Regions from separate parts of the Homo sapiens genome. Here region 1 is linked to region 2. A link is a contact called in ENCODE Hi-C or POLR2A ChIA-PET data. All regions are on one chromosome and are shown on one strand. Each heading gives the region's core, a stretch centred on a gene start or an enhancer-like site at or near the end of the contact. The rest is flanking DNA. Distances are from core to core; before and after follow the strand shown. Region 1 overlaps BCAM (basal cell adhesion molecule (Lutheran blood group)). Region 2 has its middle 37 kb from the start of IGSF23.

Evidence for each region. Hi-C counts contacts between places; a loop is a spot of excess contacts on that map. ChIA-PET counts read pairs that join two places held with the same protein, here RNA polymerase II (POLR2A). Pooled maps may share reads with other maps.
Region 1: a loop to region 2 is called in a map of esophagus squamous epithelium, with 2.7 times the contacts of the local background. The contact joins two enhancer-like sites. A Hi-C loop is called at or near these places in 2 of 168 maps with a recorded cell type or tissue (GM23248 and esophagus squamous epithelium) and 1 of 50 pooled maps. POLR2A ChIA-PET finds 5 or more read pairs at or near these places in 2 of 52 experiments (MCF 10A and naive thymus-derived CD8-positive, alpha-beta T cell).

Annotation. Positions count from the first base shown.
Region 1 is chr19:44,819,245-44,824,527 of GRCh38, forward strand. BCAM (basal cell adhesion molecule (Lutheran blood group)) reads left to right here. Exons shown (of 15, transcript NM_005581.5): 12 at 102-246; 13 at 338-482; 14 at 1,461-1,578; 15 at 1,672-2,177. The coding sequence ends at 1,677. Among named protein-coding and RNA genes, the nearest start is that of BCAM, 13 kb to the left of the region's middle. Within about 2 kb of position 1,712, at least 12 of the 41 ENCODE cell types and tissues checked have a DNase peak (open chromatin) inside an H3K27ac peak, as active enhancers do.
Region 2 is chr19:44,573,520-44,579,143 of GRCh38, forward strand. No RefSeq gene overlaps it. Among named protein-coding and RNA genes, the nearest start is that of IGSF23, 37 kb to the right of the region's middle. RefSeq lists a silencer at 3,462-3,756 and an enhancer at 4,778-5,309. Within about 2 kb of position 1,917, at least 2 of the 41 ENCODE cell types and tissues checked have a DNase peak (open chromatin) inside an H3K27ac peak, as active enhancers do.

The sequences.
Region 1 (5,283 bases), core at 462-2,961, 250 kb after region 2:
CACCCTCCTTTCCACTTCCTGGGAGACTGGACGTCGTTCACCTCTGCCCTTGACCCCACCCCTTGACCCCACCAGCCGGGGCCTGATCGGAGCCTCCATAGCCCGCAGAGCCAATCCCCGGACGGCAGGGTTGGGTGAGCAGCTCTCTGACCCTGAAAGTGACCAGCGCCCTGAGCCGCGATGGCATCTCCTGTGAAGCCTCCAACCCCCACGGGAACAAGCGCCATGTCTTCCACTTCGGCACCGGTGAGTGACTGAGGTGGTGGCAGAGGAGCCGGGTGTGGGGCAGACAGAGCCCACTGCCTGACCCACGCCTCTCTCCATCCTGTCCCTGCAGTGAGCCCCCAGACCTCCCAGGCTGGAGTGGCCGTCATGGCCGTGGCCGTCAGCGTGGGCCTCCTGCTCCTCGTCGTTGCTGTCTTCTACTGCGTGAGACGCAAAGGGGGCCCCTGCTGCCGCCAGCGGCGGGAGAAGGGGGCTCCGTGAGTGGCCTGCTATCTGCAATGACCACCATAGCTTAACCCCATCCCCACCCTCAACCCCAAGCTCAACCCATAACCTCAACCACATCTTATCCTCCACCCCACATCCCACCACATCCACCTCCATCCCCAACCCATCCTCATCCCCAACTACAGCCCCAAACCCAGCCCCAGACTAATCCACAGCCATCCCCAACTCATCCTCATCCCCAACTGCAGCCCCAAACCCAACCCAGGGCCATCCCCAAACCCATCCCCAAGCCAAACTCAACACCATCCCCTTCCCTAATCACCTCTCCTGCCCCTAGCTCAGCCTCATCCCCAACTCCATGCCTGTCTCCAATCCCAACCCTGCCCCCAATCTCCCCTCAACTCCAATCCATAACCCCCTTCAAACCATCCTCAACTAAGCTCCTCTCCAGCCCTGGCCACATCCCCATCCTCCCCCAACCTCCAGCCCCAACACCCATCATCCCCCTGAGCTCACCCTTAACTCCAATTTATCCTCCAAGCCTATCTCTCACCATCCAGCCCTCACCTAGCCATTTCCCAACCCTAGTCCTCCACCGTCCCGAAGCCAACTTCACCCATGTCCCCATCCCCAATCTTGTCCCCATTCCTGACTCCAAATCCAACCCCTAAGCCTCCCCAAGCTCCTCCTCATCTAACCTTGTCTCCAGCCCCAACCACATGGCCGTCCTCACCTCCAATCCGTAACCATCCCAGACCGATCCCAAAGCCAACTCCAGCTACATTCCCACCTCCAACCCCAATAGCATCTGCATCCCCATGCCCAACCCTAACCCCAGTGCCATTACCAGCCCCTACCCCATCCCTATGCCATCCCCACCCAGCACACCCCCATCCTCACCTCCATCCCCAGCCGCATCCTAGTCCCACCCACCCCCATCCTCAGTTCCTCCCCCTGCCGTGTGCACCTCCAACACGACGCCTCCGCCCGCTGCCTCCTCCCCCCAGGCCGCCAGGGGAGCCAGGGCTGAGCCACTCGGGGTCGGAGCAACCAGAGCAGACCGGCCTTCTCATGGGAGGTGCCTCCGGAGGAGCCAGGGGTGGCAGCGGGGGCTTCGGAGACGAGGTGGGTGAGGGCCTGGGCCCCCTGGTGAGAGGGACCTGCTGGGCAGTGGAGCACGCCCGTGGGCACAGGCTGACCTCTCCATCCGCTCCCCAGTGCTGAGCCAAGAACCTCCTAGAGGCTGTCCCTGGACCTGGAGCTGCAGGCATCAGAGAACCAGCCCTGCTCACGCCATGCCCGCCCCCGCCTTCCCTCTTCCCTCTTCCCTCTCCCTGCCCAGCCCTCCCTTCCTTCCTCTGCCGGCAAGGCAGGGACCCACAGTGGCTGCCTGCCTCCGGGAGGGAAGGAGAGGGAGGGTGGGTGGGTGGGAGGGGGCCTTCCTCCAGGGAATGTGACTCTCCCAGGCCCCAGAATAGCTCCTGGACCCAAGCCCAAGGCCCAGCCTGGGACAAGGCTCCGAGGGTCGGCTGGCCGGAGCTATTTTTACCTCCCGCCTCCCCTGCTGGTCCCCCCACCTGACGTCTTGCTGCAGAGTCTGACACTGGATTCCCCCCCCTCACCCCGCCCCTGGTCCCACTCCTGCCCCCGCCCTACCTCCGCCCCACCCCATCATCTGTGGACACTGGAGTCTGGAATAAATGCTGTTTGTCACATCAACACCATCCTGTGGCCAGAGCTTCCTCTGGGAGTAGGGAGGGGAAGGGCGATGCAGGTGATTCCCTGCTCTCAGCTGCCCCCCCATCCGCCCCCTTGCAAGACCTCAGAAGACGCCTGATGTCATGGAGAAAGAAATGAGACAGGGCTGGGCGCCGTGGTTCATTCTTGTAATCCCAGTGGTGGTGGCTCACGCCCGTAATCCCAGCACTTTAAGAGGCTGACACTGGAGGGTGGCTTCAGGCCAGGAGTTCAAGACCAGCCTGGGCAACATATGGAGACCCCATCGCTACAAATAATAATACTAATAATACAGAAATTAGCCAGGTGTGCCTATAGTCCCAGCTATTCAGGAGGCTAAGGTGGGAGGATTCCTTGAGCCCAGGAATACGAGGTTACAGTGAGCTATGATCACGCCATTGCACTCCAGCCTGGGTGACAAAGCGAGACTTCATCTCTAAAAAAAAAGAAGAAAACAAAAAGAGGCCAAGCTCAGTGGCTCAAACCTGTAATCCCAGCACTTTGGGAGACCAAGGCAGGGGGATCACTTTAGGTCAGGAGTTTGAGACCAGCCTGGCCAACATGGTGAAACCCCATCTCTACTAAAAATACAAAAAATTAGCCAGGCATGGTGGCGCGAGCCTGTAATCCCAGCTACGTGGGAAACTGAGGAGGAGAAAATCTTGAACCCAGGAGGCAGAGGTTGCAGTGAGCCGATATCGCACCACTGCACTCCAGCCTGGGCGACAGAGCGAGACACTCCGTGAAAAGAAAAGAAAAAGAAATGACAGCATGAGAGCGAGTGAGCACGCAGAGGGCGACTTAGCTGGCCGGGGGTGGACGGAAAGATGCCAGGTCCCGAGGGTGCTGGGCTTGGCCCCCGAGGACCAGCGTCTGCCTGGAGATGGGTGCTGTCCCCTTAAGTAAAAGTTCCCAGTCTGTCTTGCCAGAGCCCCAGAGGGAATTGAAACTGGGCGAGGAAAAGCTCCCTCTTAGCTGTAGAGTCAATAGAATTAGGGATGGAGCCACCTCCTCTGGGGAGGAGTCCCTGGGGAAAGCGGGGAGCTTGGAGGAATCCAGAGAAAAGGGGGCCTGGGGCAGAGAGGACACACAGACATTACAAGGCCAAGAAAGAGGGACGTGAGAAAGGGATGGAAAGATTTAGGGGGAGGCAAGAGGGATGGGTTGGGAAGCTCCGAGAGAGCCCTGGAGTAAGAGACAAAAATAGATCTGGGGAGACAGACAAAAAGAGTAGTGGGCCAGGTCCAGTGGCTCATGCCTATAATCCCAGCACTTTGGGAGGCTGAGGCAGGAGGATCTCTTGAGGCCAGGGGTTTGAGACCAGCCTGATCAACATACCAAGACCCCATCTCTACAAAAAATAAAAAATTAGCCGGGCATGGTGGCACACGACTGCAGTCCTCAGCACAGGCAAGAGGATCACTTGAGGCCAGCAGTTCAAGACCAGCCTGGGCAACATAGTGAGACCCCATCTCTACAAAAAAATAAAAAATTAGCTGGGCATGGTGGCAAACACCTGTGGTCCTGCACTTTGTGTGACCAAGGCAGGTGGTTCACTTGAGGCCAGTAGTTCAAGACCAGCCTGGGCAACACAGCAAGACCACATCTCTACATAATTTTTTAAAGAGAAATACAGAGAAAGAAGAACTGGAGTTAGAGAGATCATTGCAGTTGGAAAGGGAGAGAGGAAATGCAAGCAGCTGCCTAGAAGGACGGAGGAGGGTAGCGGGAGGTCAGCACGGGTGACTGGCTGGCGACCTCACCTCTCTGAGCCTTTCTTGTGCATCGAATGGGGATCAATTGCACTTTGGCCACGGCGGGCTGCTGTGAGGTGTCAGTGTGATCTTAGAGCCATGTGGGGTGATGGGGGCATTGCACTCACACACCACCCAGGGCCTCCTAGCATTGCCTTCTCAAATCTCAGGCACGCAGCTCCACTCTCTGCTCTCAGTCACCTCAGCCACAAAGTGGACAGAGTGGGATCTGTCACCATAGGAAATTATTCGGATGCCACAGAAGCCTCCTTCCTGGTAGGTAAACCAAGCAGCCTGCCCAGGCAGAAGAGCTCATGGGCCACGTTAAGGCGCTCAGATCCCATGGTTTATTGAATTCATTTAAAACAAACACAAGGTTATTGTTTGTTTTTCAACTGTGTGGTGGTAGGAAGTGCTCCTGACGGTTTTCCCATGGCAATAATTTACTCCTTGATTTCACCCACCACTACTGTGACAGCTTTCTCTCACTGATTCACCCAAAAGTGGGCTTTTCTTTGTCATTCATTCTTTTTTTTTTTTTTTTTTTTGATGGAGTGCAGTGGCAAAATCATAGCTCACTACCTCAAACTCCTAGGCTCAAGTGATCCTCCTGCCTCAGCTTGCTCTGCAGCTAGACCCACAGGCACATGCCATCACACCCAGCTAAATTTTTATTTTTATTTTTTGTAGAGACAAGGTCTCAAACTCCTGGCCTCAAGCAATCCTCCTGCACAAAGTTTTAGGATTACAGGTATGAGCCACCATACCCAGCCTAAAAAAAAAATTTTTATTTTTTTATTTTTTTGAGACAGGGTCTCACTCTGTCACCCAGGCTGGAGTTCAGTGGCAAGATCTCGGCTCACCGCAACCTCCACTTCCCAGGCTCAAGCGATTCTCCAGCCTCAGCCTCCTGAGTAGCTGGGTCTACAGGCATAAGCCACCAACTCCTGGCTAATTTATGAATTTTTTGTTGAGACGGGGTTTCACCATGTTGCCCAGGCTCGTCTTGAACTTGAGCTCAAAATGATCTGCTTGCCTTGGCGTCCTAAAGTGCTGGGATTACAGGCCTGAGCCACTGAGCCCGGCCTCTAAAAAACTTTGTATTAACAACTTTCTTCTTCCAAAAAACCTGCAGTTCCCACTCTTGTCAATGTGTGTGAGGTGCCCATTACTCCATACTTTGGCCAGCACTTGCAATTATCCTCTAAATTTTTGCCTACTTGATGGGTAACAAAATGGCTCTCATATTTGTGTCTCTTTTTTTTTTTTTGAGACGGAGTTTCGCTCCTGTTGCCCAGGCTGGAGTGCAATGGCACAATCTCGGCTCACTGCAATCTCT
Region 2 (5,624 bases), core at 667-3,166:
AAGATCTGATGTTTCATCTGTGATCTAAAGGATGGGTCAGAATTAAGTAGACAAAGACAGTGAGGAAGAGTGTAATGACTGGAGCTCCAGCAGCCATTCTGAATGACGAACTGACTTAAGGAAGGAAGCTATGTCTGATATAATGGAACAGAAACATAGAAGGAGCTTGCGTGGAACAGGAATCAAAAGAAATTAAAGACTGTCTAAGCAAAAACTCAGTTGTATGTAAGAAAACCCAATTCCCCTTGAGGAAGAGAAACAGCTGGAGTCCTTTAAAATTAACTGCCTGTTTTTCTGTCTGTGGCTAGTGAGCCTTATCGCTCCCTTTCCCAGGCATTGTGAAGACTCTTTCTCTAGCTGTGCAGCTGCAAGGTCATTAGACAGATAATCTCAAGTCGTAAAACATATTATTCCTTGAAAAGTAAGAAATAATGTAATGCATGTCTTAACTGAATAACTGTTTTTAATTCTTGCTTCTGTAATACGCTTCCCCCTGCACAGAACTCCCCCCACCCCACGAAATGCTTAAAAGGTAGCTTGACTCTTTGTTCGGGGCTCAGTCCTTTGGATGTTAATCTGACTGGGTCGGTGCACCTAAATAATTAAATAATTCCTCCTCAACCCCTTGGTCCCTCTGATTCCTTAATTATCCCACAGCATGGGTACCTGGTGACCATGAAGTCACCAGACCACACTGAGATGTCTGTATCAGTTACTTATCACCATGTAACAAACCTCTCTAAAACCTAGGAACTTCGAGAGACAGACAAAAATGCACAAGACTTGTTGTGGCCTGGGCTCAGGACTGCCACTTTATTATTTCTACCTCATTGTTTTGGTCAAAGCAAGTCATGAGGTCAACCAAGATTCAAGGGTACAGGAAAACAGGCTCCACCTGTTTGTGGGAGAAGCTGTAAAGTCACATTACAAGGTGCTTCGATACAGAGAGTAGAGAATCGGAGCCGTGTCTGTGATCAACCAACCACAACTTATTTTACATGAGAGAGAACTACACTCCTTTATTAACTAAACCACTGTTATTTGAGTTTCTATTTTATGCAGCTGAACCAAATCCCCACCTGACATAAAGAGTGTTGCAAATGGAGAGAAGAGTGTAAGCAAAGGCCCGGTGGTGGGAGGCTCATGACACTTCAAATCACTGAAATAAGTGAGGGGGTGGATTTCGGGGTGAGAAGATAAAGTCAGGCAACTGCTGCCCACCAGCACGGTGTTTCCTGCTCTTCCCAAGAGAGACTCACACATTTGACAACAGTTGTTACCCACGCATCAGGTGGGTTCAGACACTTGGCAGGTATCAACCCAATGACTGCAACCAAAGAGGATTTAGCATGGGGATTTTATTACTTGCAACAAGTAAAGAGCACACTAGGGATAGTTCCCAAAGCAGTAACCTCTCTGAGCTGGGGTGCCGCGGACCTATTGGACTGAACAAAGTGGGGCAAACATGGGAATAAAAGACAAGAGACAAAGAAGTATATTTGGAAGAAAGGGTCAGGGGGCACCTTGCCTCTAGTGGACAAGCGCCCTGAGCTTTACACGGCCCTCCATATTTATTAGGCAAAAGAGATAGTGAGAAAGTGGGGAGTGATTGTCGAGTAATTGTCAGTCGGGCGTTTGGTTCACAGCAGGCTTTCGAGATTGCATCCTTTGAGCAATAGGCGCTAATATTCTCAGTAGATAACTTCAAGGAGCCCGGAGCCCGGGAATGATGTCCCTCAGCAAACCTTTTGGTGGCAGGGCAGTGTGAGTTTGCCCACATCCTGCATTCATGATAAACAGTTTGTTATTTGATCATATAGCCTCCAGCGGAATGCTGAGTTGGTCACGATCCCTTTGGCCTTTTCGGCTCCCAACACTGGGGGCAGGGTCAGGATTTTTATAAGCATAGGGTAAGGAGGCATGATGTGATTGGATCTTGCAATGAGGTGATGCCAGGAGGCATGATCTGACTGGATCCTGCCATGATGGGGTGATGCCAGGGCTTGATCTGATTGGCTCCTGGATCCTGCCATGTTATGTCTGCTTCTTAATTCTGTCCCTGCTCCTTGGTCCAAATGCTTAGGTTCCCCTGTGGTTGCGTACTTGGTTCACCTGGGCATGCTCAGTTTATGTGACCTGAGGGTCCATGGCAACCTAAAAACAACTTACAACTTTGTTACATAAAAGTTGAACCAGATTGTACTGCTACATAATCACACTGTAACTCCTGGAGCAGGATCTGGTTCAACCTGCATTTATTAAACACATGATGGGTGGTGGATCTAATGCTGCAGGAGTTAGGGATGAAGGCGGGGTTCCAAGTGTTAAGAATTTCCTGGCCGGGCGCAGTGGCTCACGCCTGTAATTCCAGCACTTTGGGAGGTGGAGGCAGGCAGATCATGAGGTCAGGAGATCAAGACCATCCTGGCTAACACGGTGAAACCCTGTCTCTACTAAAAATACAAAAAATTCGCCGGGTGTGGTGGCACGGCACGCGCCTGTAGTCCCAGCTACTCAGGAGGCTGAGGCAGGAGAGTTACTTGAACCCAGGAGGTGGAGGTTGCAGTGAGCTGAGATTGTGCCACTGCACTCCAGCCTGGGCAACAGAGCAAGACTCCGTCTCAAAAGAAAAAAAGAATTTCCGGCTGGGCGTGGTGGCTCATGCCTGTAATCCCAGCACTTTGGGAGGCCGAGGTGGGCGGATCACGAGGTCAGGAGTTCGGAACCAATCTGACCAACATGGTGAAACCCCGTCTCTACTAAAAATACAAAAATTAGCCAGGCATGGTGGTGCATGCCTGTAATCCCAGCTACTCAGGAGGCTGAGGCAGCAGAATCGCTTGAATCCAGGAGGCGTAGGTTGCGGTAAGCCGAGATCGCGCCACTGCACTCCAGCCTGGGTGACAGAGCGAGACTCCGTCTCAAAAGAAAAAAAAAAAAAAAGATGATCATGATGGTTTAGGGGGTTGAATGGTGGCCCCCTAAAAAAAATATGTCCACCCAGGACCTGAGAATATGGCCTTATTTGGAAAGGGATCCTCGTGATGTAATTAAGTTAAAGATCTTGAGATGAAGTCATGCTGGATTGTCCAGCTATGCCCTAAATCCAATGACAAAGTGTTGTTATAAGAGAGAGAAGAGGAAGGCCGGGCAAGGTGGCTCATGCCTGTAATCCCAGCACTTTGGAAGGCAGAGATGGGCAGATCACCTGAGGTCAGGAGTTTGAGATCAGCCTGGCCAACATGGCAAAACCCTGTCTCTACTAAAAATACAAAAATTAGCCAGGCATGGTGGCAGGTGCCTGTAATCCCAGCTACTCGGGAGGCTGAGGCAGGAGAATCGCTTGAACCCAGGAGATGGAGGTTGCAGTGAACCGAGATTGCGCCACTGCACTCCAGCCTTGCAACAGAGTGAGACTCCATCTCAAAAAAAAAAAAAAAAAAGACAGAGAGAGAGAGAAGTGGAGAAGACACGGATACACAGATACACAGAGGATAAGGCCATGTGAACACTGGGGCAGGGACTGGACTGATGCAGCCATCAGCTGAATAACACCTGGGGCCACCAGAAGCTGGAAGTGTCAAGGGAGGTTCCTCCTAGAACCTGCAGAGGGAGCTCGGCCTATGCACACCTTGATTTCAACTTCTGCCCTCTGGAGCAGTGAGAGAATAAAATGCTGTTGTTTTAGGTTAACAAGTTTGTAGTATGAGGTTGGTACAAAAGTAATTGCAGATTTTGCCATTACTTTTGCACCAACCTAAATAATTTGCCAAAACCACCGCTGGAAACTAGTATGGATGGTAACAGAAACGTGTCTGTGGGACCAGATAGTGTAATAGGCTGTTCAGGAGGGGAGGTGATGAGCTTCCTGTCACTTCAGGGTTAAGGATGGGGACCTTCTCAGGAAGTCTTGTTTTCTAATTGAGATTTCTTCCCCATCAGAAGCATCTCAAACCTAAAAGACATTAGGAGTTGCCTCTGTTACATGTCGAATCCACAAACCAGTCTCTTCCCTTCTTACCTCCCCTCCTTCCCAACTGGTATCTTCCCTGCACACCCCTCCAGGCCCCTCTTCCTCAAACACCATTGTCCCCAGGACTTCAATGTCTACCCTCCCCTTGGAAACCTTTAGTAATATAAAATCACCAAAGCATCTTAAAACAATAATGCCCAGTGTGGGCAAGGATGTTCAGAAATGGGCACTCTCATGTACATTTCATGGCAGGCTACATTGCCACAATAATTTCGAAGGGCAATTTTATGCCATGTATCAAGAATTAAAATCTGACTTAGCTATTTTATTTTCAGGAATTCAGCCTGAGAAAATAACCTGTGATGTGCAAAATAAATTTATACACATGACCCTTCCTGATCTATCCATTGGCCCTGTCCCCAGTCCTGTCTTTTGCTGATCACTTGCTTGAACAGCACATGCCATTCAGATTAAATCCACATCATGGAGAATGTGCACTGTTTTTCTTTCCTCTGGGCTTTTTACATTTGTAAATTCCTGCCCTCCCCTTGCCAATTAACTCCTGCTCTTCCTTCCAGGATAAATTCAGATGTCACCTCCTCCAAGAAGCTTCTTGGCCTCCTGGGAGCAGATTGGGTACCTCCTCAGGGTCCCTAAGTGCCCTCCCTTATTGCTCAAAAGGCAATGCTATGGGGTGATTAACAGGGAAGATTCCAGAGCCAGTCTCTGATTCTAACACCTGCTTTACATGGCTATGTGACTCTGTGACTCTGGGCAATTTACCCACATCTCTGGCTATTCTCTCTCTCTCTCTCTCTCTCTCTCTCTCTCTCTCTCTCTCTCCTTCTCTCTCTCTCTCTCTCTGTCTTTTGAGACAGAGTCTCACTCTGTTGCCCAGGCTGGAGTGCAGTGGTGTGATCTCGGCTCACTGCAGCCTCCGCCCCCCAGGTTCAAGTGATTCTCGTGCCTCAGCCTACCAAGTAGCTGGAACTATGGGTGCACACCACCACACTCGGCTAATTTTTTGTATTCTTAGTAGAGACAAGGTTCACCATGTTGGCCAGACTAGTCTCGAACTCCTGACCTGAGGTGATCTGCCCACCTCAGCCTCCCAAAGTGCTGGGATTACAGGCTCGAGCCACCATACCTGGCCTGTTTTCTCTTAAACACTTATTAATCGTTTGCTGTGTGCCGGGAACTGTTCTGTGTGCTTTACAAATGGCAATTCATTGAACCTCCCAACAACCCTGTGAGGCAGGGGTTAGAGCTACCCATTTTGCAGATGAGGAGACTGAGGCCTTGAGAGTTTAAATGGCTTGTTGAAGTTCACACAGTGCAAATTGCAGAGCCAAATCTGAATCCATGGCATCGGCGACTATACGGTGCTGCCTCTGGGCCTCCATCCTCATCTGGAAAATGGGGCCCATAGTAACAGTGTCATATCGTTTGGATGTTTGTCCCCTCCAAATCTCATGTTGAAATGTGATCCCCAATGATGGATGTGGGCCTAGTGGGAGGTTTTTGGGTCATGGGGCAATCCCTCATGAGGCTTTGGCGCCATCTTTGCGGTAATGAAGGCATTCACGCTCTGTTCATTCATGCAAAAGCTGGTTGTTTAAAAGAACCTGGCAGGCCGGGTGCAGTGACTTAT